2 separate regions of the Mus musculus genome follow, and region 1 is linked to region 2. A link is a loop called in an ENCODE intact Hi-C map of the cell type or tissue named here. Cell type or tissue: left cerebral cortex. All regions are shown on one strand. Links, peaks and the distances in the headings refer to the core of each region. The heading gives the core; the rest is flanking DNA. Region 1 overlaps Kremen1 (kringle containing transmembrane protein 1). Region 2 has its middle 31 kb from the start of Emid1.

Region 1 (14,997 bases), core at 2,975-10,974, 62 kb after region 2:
CATATGAATACTCACATATGTAAACACAAAAGGCTGGAGAGACTGAGTCATGAATCATCGTTAAAAACACACTAGCTGGTGTGAATCATAGCACTGTGAATTAAAGAGCTATGGGTGGTAGCTAACCAGTGATCTACTATTATTTTCCAGAGACATTGGAATAATAATACCAAATAATACCAAATATGGAAATTCTTCTTTTGGTTTTTGTTGTTGTTGTTTTGAGACAGGGTTTCTCTGTGTGTCTTGGCTGTCCTGGAACTCACTCTGTAGACCAGGCTGGCCTTGAACTCACAGAGATCTGCCTGTCTCTGGCTCCTGAGTGCTGGGATTAAAGGAGTGTATCACCACCTCCTGGTTAAATGGGTATTTCTAGTTCTTAAGAACCTCAATAAAAAAGTGGAAGCCTACAGGCCAGGGGCTCAGTACTCAGGCCCCAGATGGCAGTCAGCCTTACTCTGGCAGGCAGGAATTTCACAGTACTTCCAGTAGACTCCGTCCTCATGCTCGGCCACGTAGCACCAAGGGCTCACGTCTCCATCTGGATTTCTGTTGGGAATAAAGACACATCAGTGACACTGCTTGGGCTTCTAGTCACCTAGTCCATTCAGTGTACAGCCTTGAGTTCCCTATCATTTCTAATAACTGGTCATTTTAATATTATCGCTCTTCAGGGAGGAAAACATCAGCTGGCCATAGTGGCTCAGACCTGTAACTTCAGCACCCAAGAAGCTAAGGCTGGAGGGTTGCTACAAGCTCTAGGCCAGCTTGGGCTACATAGCAGGACTCTGTCTCAAGCAAACAAACAAACTAAACAATAAAATCACATATAGTACAATTGTCCGAGTTTGGAAAAGGTATACTATTTAGGGAAGGATGTAATCTCAAAAAAAAAAATGGTTGCTTTTTGTGTTATTTGAAAGTGTTTCTCTGTGTAGTCCTGGCTGTCCTGCAACTCACTATGTAGACCATGGTGGCCTCTGCCTGCCTCTGCCTCCTGAGTATAAAGAGAATCTTTTAGAAGCATCACTGGTCAATAAAAAAGCCAACGGCCAATGAGCTGAGGCAGGAAACAGGACATGGGACACTGGCAGGAAGAAGAGGATTTTGGGAAATAGTGAGAGAAGAAAAGAAGAAGGAGAAAAAAGAGAGAGATTGGAGAAAGATGCCGAGAGAGACACTGAGAGACGCTGAGGGAGACACAGAGGGAGAGGCAGACAGGGGCTGAAGGTAACTGACCGTGTGGAAGACAGAACTTGAATGGTCAGATAAGTTACGAGCTAGCCAGGGATGAGCCAACGCTTAGGGCCTAGGCATTTATTTAATAATATATAACTGGTCTCAAAGTCGTCATTCAGGGAACAGGAGCTAGGAGAACAAACGGATTGAATTCTTTTACACCTGAGTGCCTGGATTAAAATGCGAGCCACCACATCCGGCTTCATCTCAAATTGTAAACATGCTTACTTCTAGGGGATAAGACTTTGGCATCTTAGGGTTTTCTGGAGGTGGGGGATTCTTTCGTGGTTTTACTTTCTTCCTCTTTCAATAATGAATATCCCAAGTATAGTTTCCAAACAGCTAAGTAAATTCACATAACACAAACTCAGTCTATGCTGGCTAACTCACAGACAGAAGCGATCCTTCATCCCCAGAGAGATCCCACAGAGGCTTCTCAGACAGCCATGACAATCATGTTTTTTAAAGCATTCCCAAGTGAGAACAGCTTGGAGTAAATGACCTTCAAGGCTGTTTCGGTGCAGAGACATTCCAGATAGTAAAACTGCTTCACTGGTGAGCAGTTCAGCAAATGACAGGGGTTGCTACAGAGAAGCCGGCCTCGCTTCACCCCTTCCCAAGCCCCCTTTATTTAGACTCAGAATACTGGAAACCTGACACTCCAGTTAGGCAGGAAATGGGCACAAGGACACCCCCTCCCCAGCCCCAGCTTTGCAGCCTGCTCCTGGGCCTGAGCAGACAAGCCCATTGTGTGGCTGAGAGATAAGCCTCCCCAGGACTACAGAGCCTTTCTCTTCTGTGCCCTAAGGCAGGTGCAGGGACAACTCTGCTCTCCTGGGCTCTGCCTCTCCGTCTAATCCAGATACTTTAGGTCTAGCAGGGAGAAGCCGGTTCCCATCACTCGATAGCATGTAGACATCTCAGATGTGACAGATCTGAGAAGTTGTACAAGGCAAACACGGTGTCAGATGTCAGCTGAGAAATCAAAGTGGCAGGGCTTGTACAAAGCCCTTCTTTAAACAGTATGTCACCGTCTTCTTCCTCCCTCTGTTCTGAGTTCAGCTTTGATGTAGTATTGGATAAAACCCCTAGACAACAAGTGTTTATTATCAATGTCAAAGCCATTCTAAAAGCATCCGAATAGCTTAATAAAGAGCAGGCAAGCCTATCCTTACTTCTCTGCAGAACTAGAGCAAAAGGCCTGGGCTCTGAGGTGATATCATCAACAGACTCGCCTTGCTCTCTTTTGAAGTATAAACTGGAAATTCAGGTCTGGTACATTCCATCAAGTTAGAGGGCTATAGCCCAAGGAGTTAAGGGGAAGGTCCTCCCAGCCCTCTGGTACAGCCCTGGAATGCTAAGGGTGCACTCCTTAGAGCCTGTGAGTAGAGTAGACATAGGCACTCATGTAGAAAAGCCAGCAGACAATACCAAAGACCCTACCCCTTTCTCTAAGTGCCCTTCCCAGGCCAGCCATTCTTAGGACTAGAAAGACTAGAGGAGGGTAATGGGGCAGAAATGGAGCAACTGTGCTGAGAAGTGTATGTGCATGTTCATGACCGTGTGCTCATGCATGTGTGCATGCTCATGTATGCACATCCATGTTCTTGTGAGTCCATGTTCTTGTATGTGTGTGTATGTTCATGTATATACTTGTGCATGAGTGTGCATTTAGAGACTAAAGGTCAAACTTGGGTGTCATTCTTTAGGTGCAATTCACCTCTTCTATTTTGAAACAGGTATCTATCACTGGCCTGAAACTTCCCTCGTGGCAGGCCAGGTACCCCAGGAATCTGCCTGTCTCCGCCTCCCCAGTGTGGGGATTGTAAGCACGCAACCACTCAGCGCTTTTATTAATGTGGGAGATGCGGATTAAAGCAGGATCTTTGGGTGAGCACTTCACCGTTTACTTATGTGTATGCAAGTATACGCACGCATGTGTAGGGAGCACGTGCCAGGGCACAGAGAGCTGTAGCGTTGACCCTTCCGTTCTGCCATCCGGGTGCAGGGGATTGAACTCAGGTCATCAGGCTTTGCAGCAAGCACCTCTGCCCACTAAACCATCTCAGCAGCCTACAAATTTGGGGTTTTTTGGGGGGGGGGATTTCGAGACAGGGTTTCTCTGTGTAGCCCTGGCTGTCCTGGAACTCACTCTGTAGACCAGGCTGGCCTCGAACTCAGAAATCCGCCTGCCTCTGCCTCCCGAGTGCTGGGATTAAAGGCGTGCGCCATCACCACCCGGCACAAATTTTTATTTATACAAAATACTAATATGCACAACTTTGAAAATAAATGAAGACTTGGTTAATGAGCATAAGTAAGCCTAGCAATCAACTACAAAGGACAGGGACTAGAGGGATGGCTCAGTGGTCAAGAGTGTGCACTGCTCTTCTGGTGCACCGGGAGTCCAGTTCCCAGAATCCCACTGGGCGGCTCACAGCTACTTGTAACTCCAATTATAAGGAATCTGGTATCTGGGGCACCTGTTATCTGTGGCACCTGCAATTGTATACTGACCCTCCCTACATATACACATAATCTAAAATAATAAAATACATCTTTAAAAAATACAAATGACAGCAAAGTGGAAAGACGTCACACATAATACCAGGCAGGGTTCCAGGAGAGACAGGCAGCAGGAGGACTAACCAACACTACAGAAAGCTTTCACTCAGTTTTGGTTTAGACTTTTGAGGTGGGAATGTATACAGCCCAGTGGGCCTCGAGCTCACATGGAGCCAAGGATGTGTTTGGACTCTTGATCTTGCCATAGCCCTACAAGTGCTGAGATCACAGAATGCACACAGCCATGCCTGACTTGGAACAAACTTTTAGTGCTTTTACAAAAACAAATGAAAAACTACAGCAATGAGGTACAGTCAATCAGTTGACGCAAGTGAGGACAGACCTAAAGAGCTAAAGGGAAGGACAAACCAGCCAACCGCAAGGACTAGTGTGTTTAGCATGGGCGTGTGGGGGCTAGACGGTAAACAGAGTGGTCCACACAGTGCAGAAACAGATGGGGTGGCTCAGCTGAGTCAACAGTGCCAACGGTTAGACGTTTCGTGCACCAACAAACCAGAATCGGAGCATGGAACTGGGAGGAGGGCTCTGGAATAACCCTTCCTTGTCCTAATGGCTCAAGAGGCAGCTGCACACCTGTCCTAAGAATGTGTAAATTCACCGCATTGCTGACCCCTGAGTCATCATGATCTTGGGTGTAAGTAACTTAGAGGTATAAACAAAAGTGCTTGGAATTTTTGCTCTGGCTTCTATATACTTATATTTCTATTTTTATCTTTCTGCCTGCTACACACACACACACATGAACACATGCACGCATATATGTATGTGTGTTCAAATGTGTGTTTATGTATGTGTGAGGATGTGAGGTTGACTTTGGAGGCTTTCTCCATCAATCTCCACATTATTCATTGGGACAGTGTCTCTCACTGAACTCAGGCTAGCCAATATGGCTAGCTAGGCAGCCAGCTCCTGGAATTTCACCTTTGCCTTCTGAGCACTAGCACGGCAGTGGGCTCTCAGGGCAGTCCAGCATTCACCTGGGTTCTTGGGGTGCCAACTGTAAACCACTGGCCATCTCACTGGCCGCCAGTGATTCTCACCTTGTCTTTAATCGGAGAAAACCGAGAACCTGATCAAAGCTGCGGCTCACCTTCCACAGAAAATCCTAACTCTACATCTGAAGACCACAGAGCTAGGTTAGGGCTTTCTGGGGAGCCAAACAGTGGCCACGTCTGTAGTCCAGCGCTTGATATGCTTATGAGGAGAGCTACTCGAATCCAGGAGTTCTGGTACAGCCTAAGGAACATGGGTCCCAGATGGTCTGAATATCAGTAGCAGCAGCTTTGATGCCCATGAAATGCCCACTGGTGGGAGGATCACCTGAAAAAATCCTCCCAAAGAGACAAGAGAGTGACCAGAGAAGGCACTGCTGTGAATGCCAGCATAAAGCAAACTAAGGTGGAGAAAAATGAGAGAGGAAGAGAGAAAAAAAAGACATGAATTCATTTTTATTTACTTTTATTTCTTGTGCGTGCTTCACTGTATGTTTATCTGTGTACCATGTGCAGTGTCTGGAGAGGTCAGAAGAAGGTGTCTGATACCCCAGAACCGGAGTTACAGATGTTCTGAGCTCCCATGTGGGTGCTGGCAACTGAACCTGGGTCCTCTGGAAGAGTGCTAAGTGCTCTTAACTGTTGAGCCATCTCTCTGGCTCGGATTAGTTCATCTTAAAAACTGATATGGCCGGGCAGTGGTGGCGCACGCCTTTATTCTCAGCACTTGGGAGGCAGAGGCAGGTGGATTTCTGAGTTCGAGGCCAGCCTGGTCTACAGAGTGAGTTCCAGGACAGCCAGAGATACACAGAGAACCCTGTCTCAAAAAAAAAAAAAACCAAAAAAACAAAAACAAACAAACAAACAAACACAAACAAACAAACAAACAAACAATGATATGGTTCTCTGAGTTGGCCAACAGGAGGTAAGCAAGCATTCCAGTTGTGCGAAAGGCTGGAAGAGGAGATGAGAGATCATCTTGAAGCGCTATGGCCCCATCTTACCTGCAATAATTGTGCTCGCCCAGTCCTCCTTCCCCGTTGGGGTACTTCAGCGTGTTGTACGGATGCTGGAAAGTCTCGTTCCAGAACAGACATGGCTTCCCACCTTGCAGCGCTGTCCAGCTCTGTGTTCCCCTGTAATCTGCACCGTTGGCTGTGAAGCACTCTGGAAGGAGGAGAACAGCATACTCATTTTCTGGCAACATTTATAGTTTCCTCCCTCTCTGGTGAATGTTTTATTTGTTTTGTTTGGATCAAGCTAGAAATGGATCATGTTTTGCTAGATCTTGGGCGGCCTGCTGGGCTGACTGAATCTGCAAAAAGGTGCCCTGTAACACTGGCACTCTTGGCACCAGCTTGTTGGGGCACTGGGACATTTCCCCTTGAAGTGTGCAGGTCCCAGTGAAGAGATAATCACAGAGCTGGTGTGCTGAAGTCCACGACGTGAGCCAGGAAACCTTCAAATCTAGATAGTTGCTAACAGCCATGCGCGTGGACTTTGGGGGCCCTCCGAGGGGGCCCCTGCGCTCGCCAGCATCTCCCTGCGGTAACTAGAACCAGGGCAGCAGCTGTAACTGAGAGCTCCCCTACAGTCGGAAAGGCTGCGAGGCCACTTGGATTTAATAAGCATCGGACACAGCAACGCTTTGGAATCCCAATCACACAAATCGGGGATGACTCACACTCCCTGGGAATGAGGAACAGTCAGTCCTCCCTGCGCAGTCTGACGTGCAAGAAAACAGGGGCAACGGAGGACGGGGGTGGCACTTTCTCTCACCTCCCCCTGAAGTGCTTTCCTAGAAAATGTGTCAAAATGGTCTCAGGTCCCATTTTATGAAATGACAGTCCTTGCAGGTGCAATCATGTACTTCTAAAATCCACTTCTCAGACTGGGGGTGGGGCTGAGGCTGACAGGCTTCCCACATCTTGTATGCATTAAACTCACAGAGGTTCATGGGAAAGGCGGAGTACAAAGAGCGATTTTTTAAAATTAGCTTAGTTAAAACTGACAGATAGAAGCACTTCAAACACTTCTCTAAGATGTATCACTGGGACCCTGACAGTCTGGGGAGTCACACCAACATGCTCAGCTCTCCCTCTTTCCTTCTCCTAGCTCACAGTGACCTATAACTTCCGGTAATAAGGACGTGGTGTAGTCTCCCGCTGGAAAGTGCATGTGCCTGCTCTAGACTAATAGGCATGTGGACAACAGGAACACAGCTCTATCCTGAAAGCCATCTGACTGCTTAGAGAAACCGTCCACAAAGCGGCTCTCTTCCAGTCACGCCTTCCTCCTACCAGCTGCTCTCTGTGTTTGGTCTGGAATGGCACCGTTTATGGACAGCTCAACTAATCTAGAATTCTAGGAGACAGGAAACCATAGCAACTTACCATGCCTGGTGCAATACTAGTTAGTAAGTGTGAGTCCTCAATTACCAAGAGGATTGTCTACTAGGGGTCTACATTAAGAAAAAGCTCAAAGATAACTGGGCACATCGACTCAGCATAGATTGGCAGATACCAACTAAAGGCTCAGTGTTGGCTTGTTGTTTGATTGCTGCTGACAGGCTCTGCGGCCTTGGTCAAGTCAACATCAGGCACATCAGTTTACAGTGTTCACATGTATGCCAGCCATACTGATTTAGCACACTCCTCTTTACCCAGGAGGCAGCCAGAGCACTCGACCACACCCAGGACTCCAGTGGAAGCACCCTTCCTCTCCTTCACCTCTGTTTTGGACCCACTGACCGCGAGAGAGCAGTTCAGGGCTCCCTTTCCTCTTCTGCTCTACAGCCCCCCCCCCCCCCAGAACTCTAAGGTTTGTCCTATGGGCGTCTGAGAGCCTCTGGGCTGGAAGCCTGGCTCTGCCCCTAGTTACTCATCGCGGTCAAGCCACGCTGGTCTGCTCTTAATCCTGGGAACATACTTTTCCATTTCCTGCCCAAATGTTCTTCCTCTAATATTTCCAGTTGCAAGATAAACATTGCCCCTCAGAATCCCCTTCCCATCTCTGCCCACCCCTGCCCCCTTCATCTGTCCACAGTACTCACTATCATACACACATACATACACAGCCCTAAATCCAGGATGCACACACTGAACACAGGGTCAGCCAACTGCACACACACACTGGCATCTTCCTAGACATCACCCCCTGAATGGTATGAGCTGACAGCTATTCACACATTGTAATAGTTTGGGTGTTCTAAATGGTCTAAGGATGACCAGAGCATATGAAGGATGTTCAATGACACACAAACAAGTATCTGCACCGTGGGTCCTAAGAGGCTAGAGCAAAGGCTGCACGGAGTGGCTGATTCTAAGACTATCACACCAACCTCTGTCAACTGCTACAATTGTAATTGCTATGTTAAGATAGTTTTGCCCTATCTAATCTTATGCACCAAACAAAACATTATATTGCAGAGCTGGGTATGATGGTGTACACTTTTAATCCCAGCACTTCTCAGGCAGTAGCAGATAGAAGAGTTTGAAGCTAGCTGTCAAAGTTGAACTTCTGAGAGTTTAATACAGGTTTACATAGAACATTCCAGGTTAGTCAGAGCTCTATAGTGAAAACCTGTCTCAAAACAAAAACAAACAAAAAACACATTATGTTGCCTACTTTAAATATAGACAATAAAAACAATACATCTTAAAAAGAAGGAGGGGGCACTGGAGAGATGGCTAAACTGTTAAGATTAACTGTGACAGGCAGTGGTGGCACACGTCTTTAATCCCAGCACTTGGGAGGCAGAGGCAGGTGGATTTCTGAGTTCGAGGCCAGCCTAGTCTACAGAGTGAGTTCCAGGACAGCCAGGGCTACACAGAGAAACCCTGTTGAAAAAACAAAAAAACAAAAAAAGAGGACCTGAGATTGGCTTCTAGCATCCAAATTGGGCAGCTCACAACTGCCTGTAATTCCTGCACCAGAGCCCCAAGCCCTTTCTGGCCTCTGCAGCACACATTTGGCATATACTCACACACAGACACATACAAATAAAAAGAAAAACAAATCTAAAAACAAAACTCCACAACCTAACAACAAGACCAACCAAACCAAACCACCATAACAAAAACAAGTGGCTCAGGGCATGGTGGCACTCACCTGGGATCCCAGCACTTGGGAGATGGAGGCAGAGGAGTCAGAACAATGACCCTCCTTGGGTCTAGGTCATTCTTGGCTACAAAGTCAGTTAAAGTCTGGCCTGGGTTGTGTGAGACCCTGCCTCAAACAAGCAAGCAAGCAAGCGAACGAAAAAGGCGAATGACTCACAAGCCATCAAAACAGGCTTTCACAACCAATGGCCTCAGCAATACATAGTAACCTATGGGTCAAGTTCCCACAAATTCGGATGATTTTATTTGTAACTCAGAAGGCTATGCCACTACTCAGTATTAAAAACAATGAATTTATGAAATTCTTAGGCAAATGGATGGATCTGGAGGATATCATCTTGAGTGAGGTAACCCAATCACAAAAGAACACACATGATATGTACTTGCTGATAAGTGGATATTAGCCCAGAAGCTCAGAATCCTTCTTAGAAGGGGGAACAAAATACCCATGGAAGGAGTTACAGAGACAAAGTTTGGAGCAGAGACTGAAGGAAGGACCATCTAGAGACTGCCCCACTTGGGAATCCATCCCATAAACAACCCCAAACCCAGACACTATGGCAGATGCCAACAAGAGCCTGCTGACAGGAGCCTGATACAGCTGTCTCCTGAGGGCCTTTTGCCAGTTCCTGGCAAATACAGAAGTGGATGCTCACAGCTATCCATTGGACGGAGCACACGGTCCCCAATGAAGAAGCTAGAGAAAGTATCCAAGGAGCTGAAGGGGGTCTGAAGCCCCATAAAGGAACATCAATATGAACTAACCAGTACCCCCAGAGCTCCTTGGAACTAAACCACAAATGAAAGAAAACATATGGTGGAACTTGTGGCTCTAGTTGCATATGTAGCAGAGGATGGCTTAGTCAGTCATCAATGAATGGGAGGAGAGGCCCTTGGTCCTGTGAAGGCTCTATGCCCCAGTATAGGGGAATGCCAGGACTGGGAATGGGAGTGGGTAGGTTGGGGAGCAGGGGGAGGGGATAGGAGATTTTCAGAGGGGAAACTAGGAAAGGGGATAACATTTGAAATGTAAATAAAGAAAATATCTAATAAAAATATTAAAAAAAAAATAAAAAGGATGTGTCACAAATGGGACTGAAATGTCATCTCACAGCAGAAACGAGGCCATGAAGCCTTTCTGGCTCAGCTTGTTCTTCTCTGATCTACTCTTTTTAAAGCTTTTTGAGACAGGATCTCTTATAGCTCAGGCTTGCCTAGAACTAATTTAATTATGCAGCTGAGACGGGCCTCAAACTCCTGACCTTCCTAAGCACTAAACCCTATCTCTTAAGCATTAAAACCACAGTGTGGTAGTCCACTCAGGCAGGTTTCTTGGATCTACTCTTAATAAGCATATTAAATTTTAAAGATTTTCTTTTTCTTTTTTTCTTTTCTTTCTTTCTTTTTTTTTTTTTAAACCAAGCTTGCCTAGTGATGAGGAAAAGACAAGAAACACAGAGTGTTGAGGTCCTGTCTTCATCAGGGTGTGGATGAGGTAATGAGGCCCCTGCCTCCCTTTCTACTGCTATGAAATTCACATAAGCTTTGTCTAGATAAACAAGGAGAGGCTCAAACAACAAAGGAAATCCCGTGATGCCTTGTGTGTTCACATTTCAGTAAAAGAAAATGAGTGAAGGCAAGAAACCTAATGTCTCCACCACCATTCATGAGTTAATTCAACATTTATTCAGCCCTCACCACTGCCCGGAGCTGTGGCAAATGGACAGTGGATTCTTGTTGTTTCCACGTCAATGGGGAACACAGGCTCATAATAAACAGTGAGTGGTCAATGCTACGAAACAGAGGGGCCAGGTGGGGCTGCTCCTCCCTGATGGGCAGGGGAGTGTGCAGGGATAGGGTTTGGCGCAGAAGGTTCTGAGACCCCTTTACGTTCAACTCAAAATAGCTACACTCCCAAGATTTAAGGAAACAGAACTAAGATCCAAAAGCCTGGGTGACTTGACTAGAAAAGACTTGGGGCTTAAATTCTCCTCCAGGCTTAAAATCCTGCTATCCTTCATGCCTCTCTACTGCAGGTAAGAAGTCTAAGGTCACACGGACAAGCATGATACTTGCCTCTGTGAGGTCCTTTCCTTGTGCCACTTAGGCCTTCCTTCTGCTCAGAGGAAACCACATCTTTAACATAAAATATGCAGTGGGGAAACAGACAAGAAGTGAGGGCATTAGACACTCAGAAGCAGAGGCAGGAGGATTGCGGTGAATTTGGGGCGAGCTTAGGCTATATTCTGAGTTCCAGATCCAGCAGTGCCATATAGCAAGACTCTGTCTCAAACAAACAAAAACAAATGAAAGAAGAGAAAGAAAGAAGGAAGGCAGGCAGGCAGGCAGGGGTAACAGAAGCTTACTGTCTCTGTATCTGGGTCAGAACAGGTAAATGGCATTCATTGAGGCAACTCTCCAGCCGCCTAAGGACCCTTTGGATACATTGTTGCACTTTAAAATGTTATCTTCTAATATCTATATTTAAATCTATATTAAAATCTCTTTGTTTTTGAGACAGGGTCTTAGCTGGTTTTAACTTGTGGCAATCCTCCTGTCTCCCTCTTCAGAGTACTGGGACACAAATGAACTTCCATGAGCAGGCTTATAATACTTCTCACTTAGAGGTAAGGACTGAACCATTTACAGATGAGATGGCATGATATGGAGGGTGGAGAATGAAATAACAGCAGCCACAGTTGGGAACCCTGGTCCTAGGCAATAGGTATTTGTGGCTTTCCTAGATTATTTTTGTGCATTTCTCAATTTCCATAATAAAAATGGAGTTTATTCTAAAACTAGCATACTGTTTTGTAATAACTACCCCTTAGCTTCTCGTTAAGAACCATAATAAACTCAACTAGCCAAGTCTGCATCCATCTAAGTTCCAGATGATTGTGCATGTGTTATGTTCTTAGTAACTTTGCAAAGTGACAAGCTGCACTTCTACCCAAAGTGGACTAAGCACATAAACAAGCACTGTAACGTCTGAAGCATCAGTAGCTTTCCTATTAGAACACTGTACAGAGCATCCTTTTCACTTAAGGAGGCAGTGTTCTTAAAGCCATAGCAGGGACCTGAGGCAAGGCTCAGTCATGGAGCACCTCTGAGCATATATGGCTGAATCGCCAGCATGTGTACTTACACATACAATATCACAGTAAAGAAAGAAAAGACCATGCTTCCCAACGCTATTTTAAGTGAATTTACATTTTTGTTGGTTTAAGAGACAGGGTCTCATTGTGTAGTCCTGGCTGACCTGGAACTCACTATGTAGCCGAGGCTCTCCTCAAACTCTCTTCTGCCTCACCCTCTTGAGATGCCAACACTGGCCTAAGCATATATACTTGTGGAAGTTTAGTTTGAATTCTATTTGACTCTCTAAAATCGTCTTCTTTATAAGAAATGAAATACTGAATTATGTAAAAAAAAAAAAACAAAAAACAAAAAAACAAGAAAAACAAGAAAAACAGCCTACAGTGAGCAGAGGGTTAAATTTGGAAGTTGTCATAGAGAGAGGTCTTATTATAAAACAAAAATTTTTAAATGAAACCAAGTTGGGGTGGGGGCATGCCTTTAACCCCAGGACTCGGGAGGCAGAGGTTTGAGGACAGCCTGGTCTACAGAATGAATTCCAGGACAGTCAGGGTAACACAGAGAAACCCCGTCTTGAAAAACCCAAAAAAACCCAAAATCAAAAACAAAAACAAAAACCCTGAGGACTGGCAAAATGGCTCAGCTGGTAAGGGTGATTGAAGCCAATACTTACAACTCAAGTTTATACACACACACACACACACACACACACACACACACACACAACTACTAAAATGTGATTGTATTTTTTCCTAAAATGTCGCTGGAATAGCAGTACACTATCACAATTGCACGCACTAGGGAGGCAGAGGCAGGAGGATTCTCGGATAGTCAGGGCTACTACCCTAACTAAAAATAAAGGAATAAAAAAATAAAGCCTTTAAAAATCTGAGTTGTCAAAGTAGTGGGGAGGTGGGGTGGCACTCTCCCACATCTGGCTCTCATCTGGAGCATGCTTCCCTCCCACTCGGGCAGGGCCCCCTGGGAAACACGCTATGGGTGTTGCTGTGAACACATGTTTTTTGCCAGGAGCAGCCACCATGAATATGCAGCAGTGTACAAGAGATTTCTACTTAGCATTTAGGCAGTGCTTCTCAACTGTCCTAATGCTGTGACCTTTTAATACAGTTCCTTATGTTGTGGTGACCCCAACCATAAAATTATCCATTGCTACTTTATAACTGTAATGTTGCTACTGTTATGAATCATAACATAAATATCTGATGTGCAGGATATCTGATATGTGACTCCCAAAAGGGTCGGGCTCAGAGTCACGTATTCAGGGTACTGGGAATCAGAGCTCGCCTCCCCATACACACACGACAGCTGGGGCTTTGCTTGTGCTTTTCTTTGCCGTGGGCTGAGGATGGGACCTTGCGCTTCAGCTACATCCTCAGCCCAGGCTGTTTCTGCACTAACTTAGCTGCACTGAAGATCCTAACATACACAGAGATTAAACAAGCCTTACTTTAAGAAGGGCAGTTAGAAGTAGGCTGCTCTGCAGAGCCCTAACACATTTCATTAACAAAGCTCCTTGAGGGACTTAACTGTCAAAACCAAGAGGATTTATTCTGTCATGGTTCTCTGATGACACGGTACATTCACTTACCCATGTTACATGGAAGCAACAGTGTCCTGCGTGGGCCTGACTGATGGCATGAACCATTTAATTATCCATGTAATATATGAGCACCATGGTATACTATTACTTGAGGTATTTATCTATAAAAAGCCTGTCCTATATTAACATCGGATTTCACACGAAAAAAGTTTTCACATAAGGAAACAGTAAACATAACATTTTCAAGCTCCGAATTCTGCTTTCTAGACAGTATCTCAGTTTACTATTAAAAAACAAAACAGTGTTCGCTTTGGCAGCACATATACTAAAATCGGAACGATACAGAGAAGATTAGCATGGCCCCTGCACAAGGATGACACGCAAATTTGTGAAGCATTCCATATTTAAAAAAACAAAACAAAACCCAACCCTCAGAAAGTCAGAAGGTGAGCTGCGGCAGGGCTGGACCACGACAGACAGTGGTATCCTCCTGTCAGAAGCGTAAACGGGTCACAGGTTCCAGTGCACGGACACTGGACCAGTCAGGCCAGCGAGCTTCCTGAGCATTTTACCTTCTGTTTTGCTTTTGGAGATGCAGCTCAGCTTACTCCACTGTTGTGATGCACTGTCCTCTGAGTATGATATGACTGCTATGACCTTAATCAGAGCAGCTGTGACTACCTGCAAGAGACCCTCACACAGTCGGGCCTGTTGACATCCTTGGCAGAAGAACTACACATAATTCCAGCCCTGATAGACTTGCTCTGGGGGAAACACAGGAATATATAAGAGGTAGAAGGTTAACTGTACAGCTTTGAGAGGGGACATGGCTGGAATGGACTGTCCTGTAGCTCAGATCTTTTGGGGTCACCATACTCCTGTATATGCCCAATAAACTCACTCGTTCTCCAAGCTGGGCTTGACAAAGCTGTTCCTGGTGTCCTACCTGGGAAAACAGGCATTGTTCGTGTTTCCCGAGGAAAAGCTAAAGCAACATGCGTATGTTAGGCAAGCAGGCCCACACATGGAATTCTGGAAGATGAGTCATGTGGTTAAGGCTAGTGTAGGCTACAGAGTGAGACCTTGACTCAAAAATAACTTGGTGGTGTGCATCTGTAATCAACACTTGGAAGACAGGGTCAGGAGTTCAAGGTCTTCCTCAGCTATACAGTGAGTAGAAGACTTGCCATACGTGAGCACCATCTCAAAGCTCCGCACACAAACTACAAGCGAAGCACAGCCACCCTCACCCTCCACTCCAGTCAGCACTGAGCTTCATCCCCGCTTCCGGACATCCTGGCCTTTATTTCTCCTGTTAGGGACCGAGCTCAGGCCCTGTACTGCAAAGCACACGTCCCACCAGTGGACAGTCCCAGACTGCCTAACTCTGAATCTCCCTCCC
Region 2 (14,997 bases), core at 3,255-11,254:
CATAACCAAAGATGTGACAGCTGAGGTGGTGTCCAGCGAGAGACTCCAGGGATGCTTAAATCTATACTATGAATTCTCTCAGGAGTGACAGAGTTTCAAAGACTAAGAAACAGCAGACCAACATAGCTGCTGGTTCTGGGAAAGCCAGAGTCTACCCTGAGCCTAGAACCTTTGACATCACTCAGTGACAGATCCCAACCACGGTATTAGACAACTGTGGCCACAGATCCACACAGAGCACTCATGGCTTCCCATGGCCTTCCAGGGCTGAATCACATGGGAGTCAGGGCCAGCGCCCATGGGGAGCCCTCCAGCCACCTGTCACTGTGTTCAGAAACCCATACTTTCTGGGTTTTTGTGGTTTCTTGTTGTGGTTTGTGTGTCTGTCTGTCTGTCTGTCTGTCTGTCTGTATATCTGTCTGTCTTTCTGTCTCTGTCTCTGTGTGTCTGTGTGTGTCTTGTGTGTCTATGTTTCTGTATGTGTCTGTCTTTCTGACTTACTCTCTATGTGTCTGTCGTGTGTCTGTGTATATTGTGTATCTGTGTGTCTGTCTGTGTGTATCTGTCTATCTCTTTCTGTCTCTGTATGTCTGTGTGTCTGTCTCTGCCTGTCTGTCTGTCTGTCTGTGTAGGCCAGTGGTTGAAGTCAAGTGTCTCCCTTACCCACTCTGCACCTTAGTTTTTGAGCAGGGTCTCTCACTGAACTCAGAGGTACTGATTTGGCTAAGCTGGCTGGCCAGTGTTGTCCCAGCACTTAGACTGCAGGTACACGCCACCACACCTGGCTTTTTAACCTGGATGCTGGAGATCTGAACTCGGGTCCTCATGCTGTGTGGACCTAGGCACACACCCACTGAGTCGATTCTGTAGACTTGTATGCTGTTTTGTTGAGAAACAGAGCAGAATTCACCTCACAGGTCCCCGAGACCAGAAGGGCATAACTCAGTCCTGCCTCAAGTGAGGGGGTAGCTGTGACAGGCCGTCATGAGAACATGCTTTCAGTCTGAGGAGAAGGCAGCTCCACCTGGCACTCTGATGTCACCAGCTTCTTTTGTTCAAACAGCTGGGCTGTTTTGTCGGCCATACTTTCTGGGCAGTGCCTAAGACCAGCTGAGGTACGTTACTGCAGAGTTTTCAATGGCCGGGGCTTAAAATCTGGCTGCTGAGTCAAACTGGTGACAAAGACAGCAATTCCACTAGGAAATTCCACTGAGGCTGGAGGCCCGTGAGTTTACACTGGAATAGGCCTGGGACTCTTCGATGGTAGAGCACCCCAAGGCCCCAGGCTCAGGCTGAGCGCTGCAGAGTCTCTGAGTCTCTGAGTGTGCAGACTTCTAAGCACAGCATACTGGAGGCTGAGATAGAAGGTGGAGAGTTTGAGGCTACCTCACAAACAAACAAACAAACAAACAAACACGTGCTAGGGTAGAGCTCTTGCCTTGGCCCTGGCATGATCTCTAGTGTGGTTTAAAAAAAAAAAAACAACCCTAAAGAAGAGATTCTGGCTGCCAGCAGAGGCAGGAAGCAGGATGTGCGCATCACAGCCGCTTACCACAGCCTGAGGCAGGAAGGAAAGACTGACATAAAAACCCTTTGATCGTGGTCTCTTGATCTCTGAAAGGTTCATCTCATCACGGCTGAGAAAGGATGGGCGTCTATAACTTCTGTGTCGCCTAAGACTCACTGGATCCTCTAGAATATTCCCAACCGAGCCAATGGCCAACGCCCTGGGTAGGCTTCTGGTGAACTGAGCTAGGTGCCAGGTCAGGCGGGAGTCCTCCGCGCTCAGTGGCCTACAGCTGGTACAAGGAGACAGGTAACTTCCAGAAGGCCAGCCTGGCCAGGGTACATGGCCTCAGGCTCCACAAAGCAGAGGCCATTGTCTGTCCCAGTATTCCTTGCCATCAACACTATCATATATCCTATCATATCAGTCATATGATGTTCAGTAAATATTTATAGGTAAAATGAACCATGTAGGAGCTGGGAGATGGTTAAGAGCACTGGCTGCTCTTCCAGAGGACCCAGGTTCAGTTCCCAGCACTTACAGGGCAGCTCACAACTGCCTATAACTCCAGTTCCAGGGGATCTGACACCCTCAAACAGATATACATACAGGCAAAACACCAGTGCACAAAGAAGTAAATAAATAAATCATTAAAAAGGTCTTGGAGGGAGAAGTCTGAAAGGGTATGCTGGTACCGGGGACTATATGCACGTATGGTGGGTATACACATGTTTGGTGTGCACACAAATATCTATGTAGTATGTGCTAGACATAGATGGGCAAAGTGTTTAGCCTCAGCAGCAGAGTCTCTGGACTCAGGACTGACTATAATTTGTGGGCACCACAGTGCAAAATGAAAATATAGAGTCTCTTCTTGGAAAAATAATGAAGACTCTCAGGAGGCCAACAGCCAGAGCCAAATCAGGAGCACAGGACCCTGCAAACGCCATATACCTGGGACGGCCAGCCCTATGAGCTGCAGCCCCAAGTCCTCGCTCCCTAAGAGCTCCCGGTCCATAGGTTTGCATCCCCCCCTGCCCCCACTTCCCAGTTCCCTCTTTTTTTTTTTTTTTTTCTTTTTTATCTAGACAGGGTTTCTCTGTATAGCCCTGGCTGTCCTGGAACTCAGAAATCCGGCTGCCTCTGCCTCCGAGTGCTGGGATTAAAGGCGTGCGCCACCACGCCCCGGCCAGTCCCCTTTTTTTCTTGTAAAGCTAGGTTCCTGCCTGGCTGGTCTCAGGGTTAGCGAGCATCCCTCTGTCCCTTGCTGGGGCACTCACTGTCTGCTACTTTGTGTTGTGGTTGGAACAATGAGAATTTCTTCCCTGGGGAGATGTAAATCCCTTCCTCCCTCCCTCCCTCCTTTCCTTTCCTCCCTCCCTCCCTCTTCTAAGAACGCAATATCAAACTAGAGTTTGGTTTCATCAAGGCTCACACATGACCAGAGCATGAGTGAAGGCTTGCCTACAGGAGTATGTGTGACTCTGTAGCAGCAGACTGGAAAGTTTTCACCCACCATGGATGGTGGCTCCCCCATAGCACAGGTGGAACCCCTTTTCTCACCCCCATCTTTCTAGTCTGGTTCTTTCTAGCAGCCTCTGTGGAGATGACACTGACCATGGAGGCAAAGCCACAGTTAAACTGACAGTTTAGGTCTGCAATGCCTCCCAAAGCCATGTGTGGAAGGCGTGGCTTCCCCGTTTGTTGCTATTGAGAGGTGGTGGTACCTTTAAAGGGTAGGTCCTCTTGGAAGGTCTTTATGTCATTTGGGGTGTGTCCTTGAAGGGGATTTGTTGCAAACCTGACCCCTTTTCTTCTCTTGCTGCCTGGCCAAAAGGTGAGCAGGTTTTTCCTTAACACAAGCTCTCACTGGGATGCACTGCACAGGCCCAGAGCAGAGCAGGGCTGACTGACCACAGGCCAAACTTCCAAATCTCCAAGCCCCACAAAGCCTTGATTCAATGTTTATCCTCAAATATTTGTTACAGAGACAAAAAACTGCCAAACATGGACGCTTAGGAACAAATTCCGCTCTCTGGGCTCAGTCCCAGGTAGAGAGAGAGAGAGAGAGAGAGAGAGAGAGAGAGAGAAGGCTGAGCCTTTGGTGACAGAATTTCATAGTCAGGGTGCATTTGATGACAGCTGGCCTTCTCAGTCCCTGGTTACACCCCAGAGAAGGCCTGACTGTGACTGCTGCCCCTCAGGGTTAAATGAAATCGTATACTTGTCCTGCTTAGCCAGAAACAGTCCCTCAGGTGTTAACAAACCATCAAGGCTGCAAGTCAGCCCTGCACTCTTGTGTTTGCGCCTCGAGGGTTGGTGTGGGAAGCTTTCTGGCGATAGGTCCCTAGAGCCTGATTCAATTTAAAAGACGCTGCCAGCATCCTTCCAGAGAGCATCCCGTGGCCTTGAAGCCTCCCTCAGCAGCTTTCCCGCTTGCTGCAGACCCACTGGTAGATCAAACGTCCCAAATGTGGAGAGTTCATTACTGACTTGGTGCCATCTGCTTGGGAGGACAGGGGAGCTTGCTGGAGCTCTTTTTTCCCCCCTCTCTTTTCTTGTTCTCCTTTCTCTTTCCAAAGACATAAACTTGGACTGCCAGCACATGGGGAGGAAGGATGGGGCTGGAGATGTTTATTTTGTAGTTTTCAAAGAAAAGGACTTTTGGTCTAGTAACTGAACATTCTGCTGGCTTTGGGGACAAGCTTTGTTTGTCTCAGCAGGTGTCTCTGGGGGTGACTTGGGGTGAGGCAGGACAGTGGCATAAGTAATGCAGGACCGCAAAATGGGTCCAGACCAGTAGCTTTGGAACACCTCCAGGTGACTTGTCCAAGCAGGGCACATATTCTCCTTGGTGCTCTGGAAACACACATGGCTGCTTTCTTCTGAATGACGGGGACACTTAGATTGCCCTTGCTTTCTTGTGCCTCCCATCCTTTTTAAAGATCAATGTCATTGTATTTTCAAAATGGCACATGTAGTTCATAAATGCAAACTACTTGAGCCACATATAAACACATCAAATAAAGTGGGAATGCTCCCGTGCTCCTCCTGCCCCTCCATTGGTGCTCCCCAATCCCCTTCCTCCTCATGCCCCTCCAGAGGTGCTCACTGACAGCCTAGCTGGGGCTTTAGTGCCTATACACACACAGTCATGCACGTGTGCACTCTTTAACTTGGGCAGCCTAACAAGGCCTTCTTTAAAGGGGCTGAGGGAGGCTCAGCAGGTAGGAGTAACTGCACTTGCTGAGCACCCTCCCATATTGGATGGCTTACAACCACCTCTAAGTCCACCTCCAGAAGATACATACACTTACATGCACATACCTGCCACCCCAGCACCCCACCACACACACACACACACACACACACACACACACACACAATAATAAATAAGACAATGGTGCTGGAGAGATGACGAATCAGTTGAGAGAGCACTGGCTGCACTCATAGAGGATTCAGGTCCTAGTACCCGCATGGTGGCTCACAACCACCTGTACCACCAGTTTCCAGGGACCTGACACCCTCTTCTGGCTGTGTGCATGCATTCAGTGTACAAAAACGCACAAAGTCTCTCTCTCTCACACACACACAAATATAAATGTTTTTAAGAGACAAAACTGAAGAAATATGGAAGACATAAGACTGTTATGTAATGTGATTTCTTCCTGTAGAGGTCCTGATACCTGTGTCAGCAACACAGATGAGGCATGGACGATCATGCTCTTGCTGATGGGCTGAGCTCTCTGATGGGCAGCAAGAGTGCTCTTCAAAACCTGCTCTGGCTCCAAGCCTCATTCTAAATGAACCCTTTCCTGTCCTCGCCTCTGTAACCACAACTCCCCACTGTGCCTTCTTCAGTGTAAGGAACTGGACTTCAGAAACCATGAAGGAAAGACTCTTCCCCCCTTGTTTCTGTTGGCTATTTGTTACAGAGACACGAACTGATAAACCCGTGGGCAGTGTGAGGGGACGGTGATAAGTCTTATAGTGTAACAGGTCCCAGACTGTAACACAGCTGACTCCATGATGGAAGTGCCATTCTGGCTGGAAGACTCAGCATGCAGACAGCACCACCTGCCAACACCAAAACAAAGACCTGATCCAGCTGGGCAGTGATGGCGCATGCTTTACTCTCAGCACTCAGGAGGCAGAGTCAGGCTGAGCTCTGTGAGTGTGTGAGTTCAAAGCCAGCCTGGTCTACAGAGTGAGTTCCAGGACAGCCAGGGCTATATACAGAGAGACGCTTTCTCAAGAAACAAACAAACAAACAAACAAACAAAACCCAAACATAAACAAAGATCAAATCCATCAAAGCCCTTAGTTCTGGGAAGGTCTCTAACAGTACTAACCTTATTTTATGGCTTCTGAAGTTCCACGTATGGCTAACTGTTCTTGTTAACTGAAGTATGTCAACCCAGGTCATGGTTGTTTGCTTGTTTGTTTGTTTTTGTGCATAAAAGCTCAGCTGAGAAAAGCTCCAGATTACACTGGGATCCCAAACACCCAGTGTAGTCGCAGGCTGGCTTTCTTTTGACTTAGAGACCAGAGCAGTCTTCTCGGGCGAATACACCACAACAATAAGGTCAGAGCAACGGAAAATGACCTCCAAGTGTGAGAGGTTCTGTCATCCTGAGAAGGAGAAGGGCAAAGTCAATGTCCAGGCTTAGGACCTGGAGGCCAAGACTTCAACGGAGGATGCAGGTTACCTGGAAGCTCGAGTCGAGCTTTCATTTCCGCACAATCTCAGATCTCACCACAGGGAGGCGCTGGTGAGCAAGGCTGCAGAGGCGAGGGCTTCTGCAGGGTGGAGGCTGCCAGCGCCTTGCAGGTCTTGAGCATGGCTGCCAGCTGGGCCAGGTGCTTCACCCCGTCTGTTTGCCCACCTGGGGCCTTGAAGGAGATGAAGGTCATTCAAGTTTTTCTGTGGTTGGGCCCTTAATTAAGTGGTTCTCAACCTGTGGGTCGAGACCCCTTTGGCAAACCGTCCAGCTCCAAAAATATTTACACTAAGATTCATCACAGTAACAGCAGCTATGAAGTAGTAATGAAAACAATTTTACGGTTGGGGAGTCACCACAACATGGGAAACTGTATTAAAGGGTCGCAGCACTGGGAAGGTTGGGAACCACTGCCTTAACTGAAGCAAATGATAATGCAATTCTCTGAAGGAACAGGAGCAGCAAGGTAGATTAAGCCCTGAGATGGCAGGCAGGAGACACTCCGTGGGGCTGTGGGCCTGAGGGTTTGGCTCAACTGGGAAAGTGCTTGTTGAGCAAGCATAAAGACCCGAGTTCCAGATCCACACCCATGTAAGAAAGCCAGACACCTGCTCACACCAGCAGCCCAGGCCTGAGGAGGCAGAGGCAGGAAGGCCTGGCTTGCTGGCCAGCCCCGGGTGCAGTGGAGAGGGCCACCGAGATGGCTCAGCAGGTAAAGGAGATTGCTGCCAATCGGACAACTTGAATTCTAACTCTAGGAACCACCTTGTGAAATAGAAAACCAACACATGCAAGTTGTCCTCTGATTGTCTCTCACACACACACACACACACACACACACACACACACACAGCATGGCATTCCTGCCCAACACACACACACACACACACACACACACACACAGCATGGCATTCCTGCCCAACACACACACACACACACACACACACACACAGCATGTATTGAATGCACTGAGGGGAAAGCAGTCACTGACAGGAACCAGGTCAGTTCTTTTCTCAGAAGCACACTGCCCTTATGGACGTGTTGTTGGCTTGTCATCTTGTCATCCGATACAAGGCCAGCCCCCTCCCTTCCCCTGCCCCAGAACAAGATCACCTAAAGTCCCATGAAGTCTGGTTTGTGACTCAGCTCTTATTTGCAGAATAGGGACTGATGGCTGGGCATGGAGGCACAAATCTGTAATCCCAGAACTCAGGAGATGGAAATAGGAGAGAATCAGGTTCAAGGCCAACCTCGACTACATCGCAAGTTCAAAGCCAGTCTCATCTGGATGAGATCCCTTTTTTAAAAAAATAAAAAAATCAATCAAACCACAAGAATAGGGACTATGGGCCATGTATCCATTACGACAACAGGTCCCCTCCTGTCTTCGATCCTTAGTTACTGCTAAAATCTATCTGTATTAAGAATACAGAGGCCAGGGCTGGAGAGATGGCTCAGCAGTTAGAAAGGAGCAAGGGCTGTTCTTCCTAGATGACCCAGGTTCAATTCCCAGCACCCGGAGGGGAAACCAGTACATTACATGAACTGTCTATAAAATTCCAGTTCTTCACACAGACATGCACGCAGGCAAGACACCAGTGCACATGAAACTTTTAAAAGACTGGGTGTGTTGGTGCACACCTTTGATCCCAGCACTTAGGAGGGAGACAGAAACAGGCAAATCTTTGAGTTCAAGGCCAGCCTGGTCTAGAGAGTGAGTTCCAGGACAACCAGACCACACAGAGAAACCCTGTCTCAAACAAACAAACAAACAAACAAACAAACAAACAAAATCAGAAAAAGAAAAAGCACAGGTATTGCCTGCAGCGGCCAAGTTAAATATGAGGTATTCCATTGACTAACAGGGCGTAATCTGGGATTGAACTCACGTCTTTTCTCAGCCTCCCAAATGTAGGGATTTCTGGTGCACCACATGAGGCTGTGCTCAACCAATTTACCACATGGGCAGTGGCGTGGGGGTGGGAGGCGCTCAGGGGCTGGAAGAGAAGGTCACTTGACTGGAGTCTGGGAACCAGCGGTAGCAGCAGACCCTCGAGTCTAGGTCCGCAGTCATGTGTCTCTGGTAGGAAATCCCTGGTTTCCCTGGCAGAAGAAGGTGATTTGGCTAATGTTACACGCACAAGGTGTGACATCAAGCCCATGTCCTGCACTCTTCAGCTCTGCTTTGTCCCCAGTCATAGACTCAGACTAGGAGAGTTTCTGGGAGGGAGAGTCCCAGCCTTAGCAAATAACCAAAAATGGAGAGGGCCCTGTGGTTAATCCCGCCGTGCCTCACCCACTAACAGACTAACAGACTGGAGGGGTCTCTGCGTGGGAAGGAAATGATTTTAACCCAGGGCTTGGCTGGGAGGCTCTGGGGGCGGAGTCCAACTCACGGGTATTAGAAGAGGGAAACAAAGAATTGCTGAGGATGGCAAACTGGTTATAATTAAAAGAACCTGGGTTCTGGAAAACAGTGTGGGGCGGCCAGCTGTCCTGGGTCTGGGTTCCTGCTTGGAGCTGGGGGTGGGGCGGGAACAGACAACCCCAAGAGCCAGCTGCCCTAGCTGCTGGGCAGACCCCTGAGGAGAGACCGAGGCAGAGCAGACTGTGGGAGGAGAGCCTCTCTCCTTAGGGCTCTCTCGGGCCAGGATGCACAGGAAGGCACGAGTGCGTGTGTGCGTGCGTGTGTGTGTGTGTGTGTGTGCGTGCGTGCGTGCGTGTGTGTGTGTGTGTGTGCGCGCGCGTGTGTGTGTGTGTGTGTGTGTGTGTGTGTGTGTGTGCGCGTGTGTGTGTGTGTGTGTGTGTGTGTGTTGGGGGTGGGGGGGTCCCCTCAGCTCCCCGCTCTATTGCTCCTTCCCATTTCCCACAACCCAGACTCAGCCATGCTGTCTCTCAGGAAACCAAGCAGGCTGGAGGATGGGTCAGGCCTGATTCTAGTGCTTCATGGATGAGATATTTAAACTCTCAGAGCCATGTTTCTCCCATCTGAGTGGGGACAGAAACAAGACCTAATCCGTGCAGTTGCCGCAGGGATTAAGTAGTGAACAGCAGGGTTGCGAGCAAGCAAAGGCCTGTGGGTGTGGGCAGGCGCCTGCTATTGCATGGCTCCTGGGTGGAGGACTCTCACATGTGCTTCACTATTGGGGGGCAAAAGTCAACACAGTAGCTTATGATATCATCTAAGTTTTGGAAAATTGAAGTTTCTTTTTGAAAATGTTCTGTGCGCACGCGTGCGCACACACGCACACACACACACACACACATACACACACACACACACACACACACACACGCGCGCGAGCGCGCACACACTCGTATGCACATGCATGTGGAGGCCAGAGGACAAGTTTTGGGAGTTCATGGGTTCTGCATATTGACATTAGGTGCCAGGCTTGCGTGGCAAGCACTTTTACCCGCTTGTCATCTTGCTGGTGGAAATTTTGGTGGCCATCTTATTATTACATTTAAAATGTTATTACACTTACGGGGGCGGGGTGCACGGGCACACCATGGAACTTATGTCTGTGTGGGTAGAGGACAGCCTGTGGGGACTGCTGCTCCCTTTTTCCCATGTGGCTCCCAGGACTGTCAGGTGTGGGACAAGCGCTTTTACTCGCTGAGGTGCTTGTCTTTCATTACAACATCCAGGAGGCAGAGGCAGGCCGATGCCTGTGAGTTCGAGGCCAGCCTTGTCTACAGAGTGAGTTCGAGGACAGCCAGGGCTACACAGAGAAACCCTGTCTCCCCAAACAAGCACACTCCTGAACACCGGCCACCGGGTGGGCTCAGTAGGTGAGTGCAGAAAGTGAGCGACATTCTGCGTGACTAGGTGTTGCTGACATCCACGTGGCCATGCCAAGGACCCCAGTGCCTTAGCTCCATGGAGTAGAAGGCCTTCTGCGGCAAGAAGGCTCACAGGGACCCAAAGCCTTCCTCAGGTCAAGGGTGAATGTTGACAATATGCACAGAAAATGTCTACGTAGCATTCTCTGCCCGGCTGCTTACAGCCTGCAGCCAGCTCCCCTACAGAGCCTGCTCCTACAGAGATGAACTAAATCTGCCTCCTCATTCAGTTGTACATCATAAACCCTGCCTCCTTATTTAGTTCTGTGTAATAATTCCACTTCTTGATCAGCTGTATATAATAACCTCACCTCCTGTTCAGCTGTGTATATCCCTGCCTCCTGTTCAGCTGTATACAATATCCCTGCCTCCCGTTCAGCTGTATACAATATCCCTGCCTCCCGTTCAGCTGTATACAATATCCCTGCCTCCCGTTCAGCTGTATACAATATCCCTGCCTCCCGTTCAGCTGTATACAATATCCCTGCCTCCCGTTCAGCTGTATACAATATCCCTGCCTCCCGTTCAGCTGTATACAATATCCCTGCCTCCCGTTCAGCTGTATACAATATCCCTGCCTCCCGTTCAGCTGTATACAATATCCCTGCCTCCCGTTCAGCTGTATACAATATCCCTGCCTCCCGTTCAGCTGTATACAATATCCCTGCCTCCCGTTCAGCTGTATACAATATCCCTGCCTCCCGTTCAGCTGTATACAATATCCCTGCCTCCCGTTCAGCTGTATACAATATCCCTGCCTCCCGTTCAGCTGTATACAATATCCCTGCCTCCTGTTCAGCTGTATACAATAACCCTGCCTCCGGCTCAAATGTGTATTGTAAACATGCTGAGCTGCTGGGGTGCCTTGGCTTCTCCAGCAGACAGTCCAGTCCATCTGACCCCAGCTTTTCTTTTTCATACATTTATCTGCATGTCTTCATTCCCTTGATTCCCCTAGTCACAGCCCTTTGACCCAAGCTGTGTGGAACAAAACAAGTAAAAGCATTTGTCACCAAAGCCCGATGACCTAAATTCAATGCCCAGAACCCATGTACAGGAGGAAGAAGAGACCTGAGTACATCAAGCTGCCCTCGGAGCTCCACATGTGCACTGTGGCAGTGTCCCCCCAAATAATGTTTCTTACTTTGAAATTTTGAAATATATTAAATAATGAAATATTTAGTATTTGGCTACTTAGTAAAAAGCTTGCTGTGCCCCAAGTGGGAATGGTCTGTCAGATGTATCCATGCTCACCGTCACCCCATTTGTCTTGATTTACTGAAGAGATAAATCACAAGGCTACAGTCTATGGAAGGGCTTCCTCATGTCTGTCCCTCTAGGGTTGTCATGCAAAGTCCTGTGGGTGGGAAAGGAGCTGTACACATTCATACGATTCTTAAAAAACAAAACAAAACCAAAAACCAAAACAAACAAACGAAAAAAAATCAACCCACTTTGTGTATAGGGGTGTTTTGTTTGCATGTATGTTGTGTACCACATGGGTACACATGTGTGTTTTGGAGCTAAAGTTACAGATGTCCGTGCCCAAGTCCTCTGCAAGAGCAAACCAGTGCTCTTAACTGCTAAGCTATCTCTGCAGCCCAGCCCCCCATCTGTTTCTTAAAGGAGTTCATGTCCTCAACTGAGGGAGGGGTCTAGGTTAGATTGCTTCATTGTCTCAGGCAAATGTGTCCACACTCTTCATGGGCTGTCTGTAGACATCTGTGATGCCGAGCTGTCCGGGACTCCTCTCCTCTGTTGGGGCTGAGAGGCAGAAGTACTTCAGGAGGAGGTGTCCAGTTCTGGAGCTAGTGGACCTCGACTGGATGCAGAACCCTGGCCATGACCTCCACTGCTTGATCCCGTCTTGAGATTGCTGGCTGCTGTAAAGAAGACTGATGTGTTTTTCATGTTAATCTGCTTGGGCAGCTCGGGCTTTGTTCCAACTAAGAACCTATAGGATTCTTGACATGCATCCTCGTTAAAGTAACACTGTCTTTAAACCCTTTGTGAGTTTAACGGCATTGCCAAAGGAAGACAAGGCAACCTGGAAGTCCATCTCCTTCCTTAACATCATCCTGGATAACGACTCACAATGCTGCAGTGTGGAAGCAGACAGCTTGGGATCCAGGAGGATCTGCAGACCCACATGTCCCTTCAAGGCAAGGCTATGGTGCTGACGGGTAAGAACACCGTGACGTGCGAGACCATCAGGAACATCTGGAAACCGAGGCAGCTCCAGAGAAACCTGCGGCATACCCAGAGACGTGGGCTTGTGTTCACTCGGGGACTTGCTGATGGCGAACAAAGTGGGAGCCAGGGAACCGGCACCCCTTTCTCTTTTGGGCTGATCACCCATCGGGTGTTTGACACTGGCAGCATCTATTGCTGCAGTGTTGACATCACAGAGCAGAGTCTGCACTCGCTTCCTGGAAGCTGTACACACCAATGCTAGTGCTTGCACACTGATTACCCAATCACTGCCTCAAGCCCATGTTCTATCATCAATAGATGCAGTTGGGTCCTGGCTTTGTTGACACCAAGGACACGTGCTGAAAAGGTCCAAGCCTTCTTAGCTGATTCATCTGGCCTTGTGACCGATGCTACCACTGCTGCTCCTGCTGCTGCTGTGTGCATTTAGTCTCTTCCCCAAAGCAGCCAACTCAGTCAGCCTTACATAAGCATGGAAGCAAAGGCTTACTTCTCTTTAAAAAGTTCCTATAAGGATTAAGAAAAAAATGACAGCCCCCTTCTACAATTCCGAGGTAGGATGCATGATCTTTGGAATCACACCTCGGACCTCAAGGGATACTTGTCAGCAGAAAATGATGTTCTTGTGGCTGGAGACTTTGGCTTGAAGGACATTTTTTGTTTTGTGTGCTTTGTCTGGTTTGACCTAAGAACCTTGGTGCCTCTGAAAGACGCTAGGCTGTAGGTCACCTTGGCCAGTGATAAAATGTCAAACAAACAAACAAAGAAAATAAGGCAGATCCAGTAGTCTGTGAAGTGTGCGACAGGACACTGGATGCACAGTAAGTACCATGGAGAATGATAGCTATGGCTACTGTTACCAGCAGACTGGACACACAGTAAGTACAGTGGAGAACATAGCTATGGCTATTGTTGCCATCAAACTGGACACACAGTAAGTACCTTGGAGAATGGTAGCTATGGCTACTGTTGCCATCAGACCAGCACATCCAGAAGCTTCTCCCCTCAGCTCACACAAGCTCTTAAAAAGCTGCTCCTGCATTTGGCTAAATCAGGTCTGAACAGCCCTGGCGGCTTCTACCACCTAAGATGTCACATGACCAGCACCCAGGACCATGCTATGTTTAGTGGGCAGAGTTAATGGTGGTAGCTGCTGTATTCTGGCCATGAGCGAGGATTCTGTAGCTTTGCTCCTGCAAAACCCTGTGTAATTTAGACCTTTCGGTGTTCTCCTGAGGACCTTTGGTCTCCAATCTCCTTTCCTTCTCAAGTCCTTCCTACTGAACCTCACTTCCCATCCCTGCCCCCACAGAGCTGACAGGTTCATTTCCCAGAGCGTCCTTGCAGCTGCCTGTCCTAGAGATGGGCTTCCATGTCCAATCCACTGTCCACCCCCAGTAGCAGGTGTAGGCCCATTCAGCGGGGGCCTAGGAGCTTAAGAGCAGCTGGAGACCAGAAATCAAGACTTGTAGCTGCAGGCAAGTGCTACTGCCCTGGAAACTGACATATCCTATTCCCAAAGTGTCCCCTTCAGCTGATCAAAAACATAACCCCGTAGGGACCCAACGCTGCCACGGAGGAACAAAGGCATCTCAGTTCTCTGAGCCCCAGAGTCTGCCTACAGTTTCAACACACATGGCCCACTTGGGAGAGGGGACATGGCCATGTGACTCTCAAGCTTGGAGACAAGGTCACCTTTGTCCAGCCTTTCCCCTGCACGGGAAGAGCCTTTGACTGCAGGACAAAGGATGAGACCGGAGCTACCCTGGTGATGGATCAGAGGCTGTGGGGATGTGTAACACAGCAGGTCAAGTCAGGTGGCTGCAAACTCCATTCAAACGGGCTTGCTGGTTGCTTCCTGCCATCTGATAATCCCAAATGGGTTCTCTGGGCAGGGCAGTTGCACATTCTCGACTCATTTATTTATTTTTCTGTCGCTGCAGTGTTGTCTGAAATCTACCAGCAAAGCCTCTTCATCTGCTCTCACTTTCTGCCGGTACAGATATTCTCCATCATGGAAGGACAGCAGTTCTAGGAAAACAGGAAAGCTCAGAAAGATAAACAGAACTGGCCTTTCGTGGTGTGGACACAAGGATGGAAGCAGTGTCCCCAGTAGGACGAAGTCGGGGAGGGGGTAGAATCTGGAGATGCCTCTGGGTTGCCTGCTGCACATACGTCCTCGTTGTGTGCCTCACTCTTCTGTCCCGTGACACACCAGGGGCTGGAAGTCTTTGTAGCCAAATAGCCAACAACCCTGTCCTGTTGATAGATAAAGTGGTCTACAGCTCGCACAGATGGCTGTGTGGATGTCTCCTTCCAGAACCGAGTGTAGTCAAAGTTCCCAAGGGTATGAAGTAGTGGTCAGATGCTGATATGGGAGGTGTGGGTCTGGGCTCAGGATCTTCCACATCTCAGGTGGTGGTGGAATCCTTTTGCTGAACTGGCTCCCCAAGAAAATCTGGCTGAGCTGAGACTCAACCAACCCCCAAGATTCTGGGATTGGGACTCAAAGGAGCAGCAGGCTGTGAGGGAGACTGTACCTTGGCTTTCAGGCTGCCTGGTTGGTAGGTTCCATGGTTTCTGGGAAAGCTCTGCCCTATCCTGGTCCTTTTTGTAATTTTTTTCTCCTGCCTCAATGGCTCAACACTGTCTTGGCAGCTTTTGGGGGCCACCTTCTACACTCACCCCAAGGGTCTTAGGATGTCAGTATGG

The links. Peaks named below come from ENCODE experiments on the same cell type or tissue, not always from the same donor. Only the 100,000 strongest peaks of a DNase experiment are listed, where the experiment ranks them.
Region 1: it touches region 2 in a loop (2.4-fold over the local background); 8 of 42 quality-filtered maps call a loop at or near these places.

Annotation. Positions count from the first base shown.
Region 1 is chr11:5,237,954-5,252,950 of GRCm38, forward strand. It overlaps Kremen1 (kringle containing transmembrane protein 1), which reads right to left. Exons shown (of 9, transcript NM_032396.3): 2 at 5,822-5,984; 3 at 458-549. It overlaps Gm25142 (a small nuclear RNA gene), which reads left to right and starts at 13,897; the gene lies at 13,897-14,003. In left cerebral cortex, for the core only: a CTCF peak has its summit at 6,378; DNase peaks (open chromatin) are centred at 6,053, 6,582 and 7,063; H3K4me3 peaks cover 913 bases; H3K27ac peaks cover 1,808 bases.
Region 2 is chr11:5,175,765-5,190,761 of GRCm38, forward strand. It overlaps the pseudogene Gm18478. Among named protein-coding and RNA genes, the nearest start is that of Emid1, 31 kb to the left of the region's middle. In left cerebral cortex, for the core only: a CTCF peak has its summit at 6,270; a DNase peak (open chromatin) is centred at 6,274.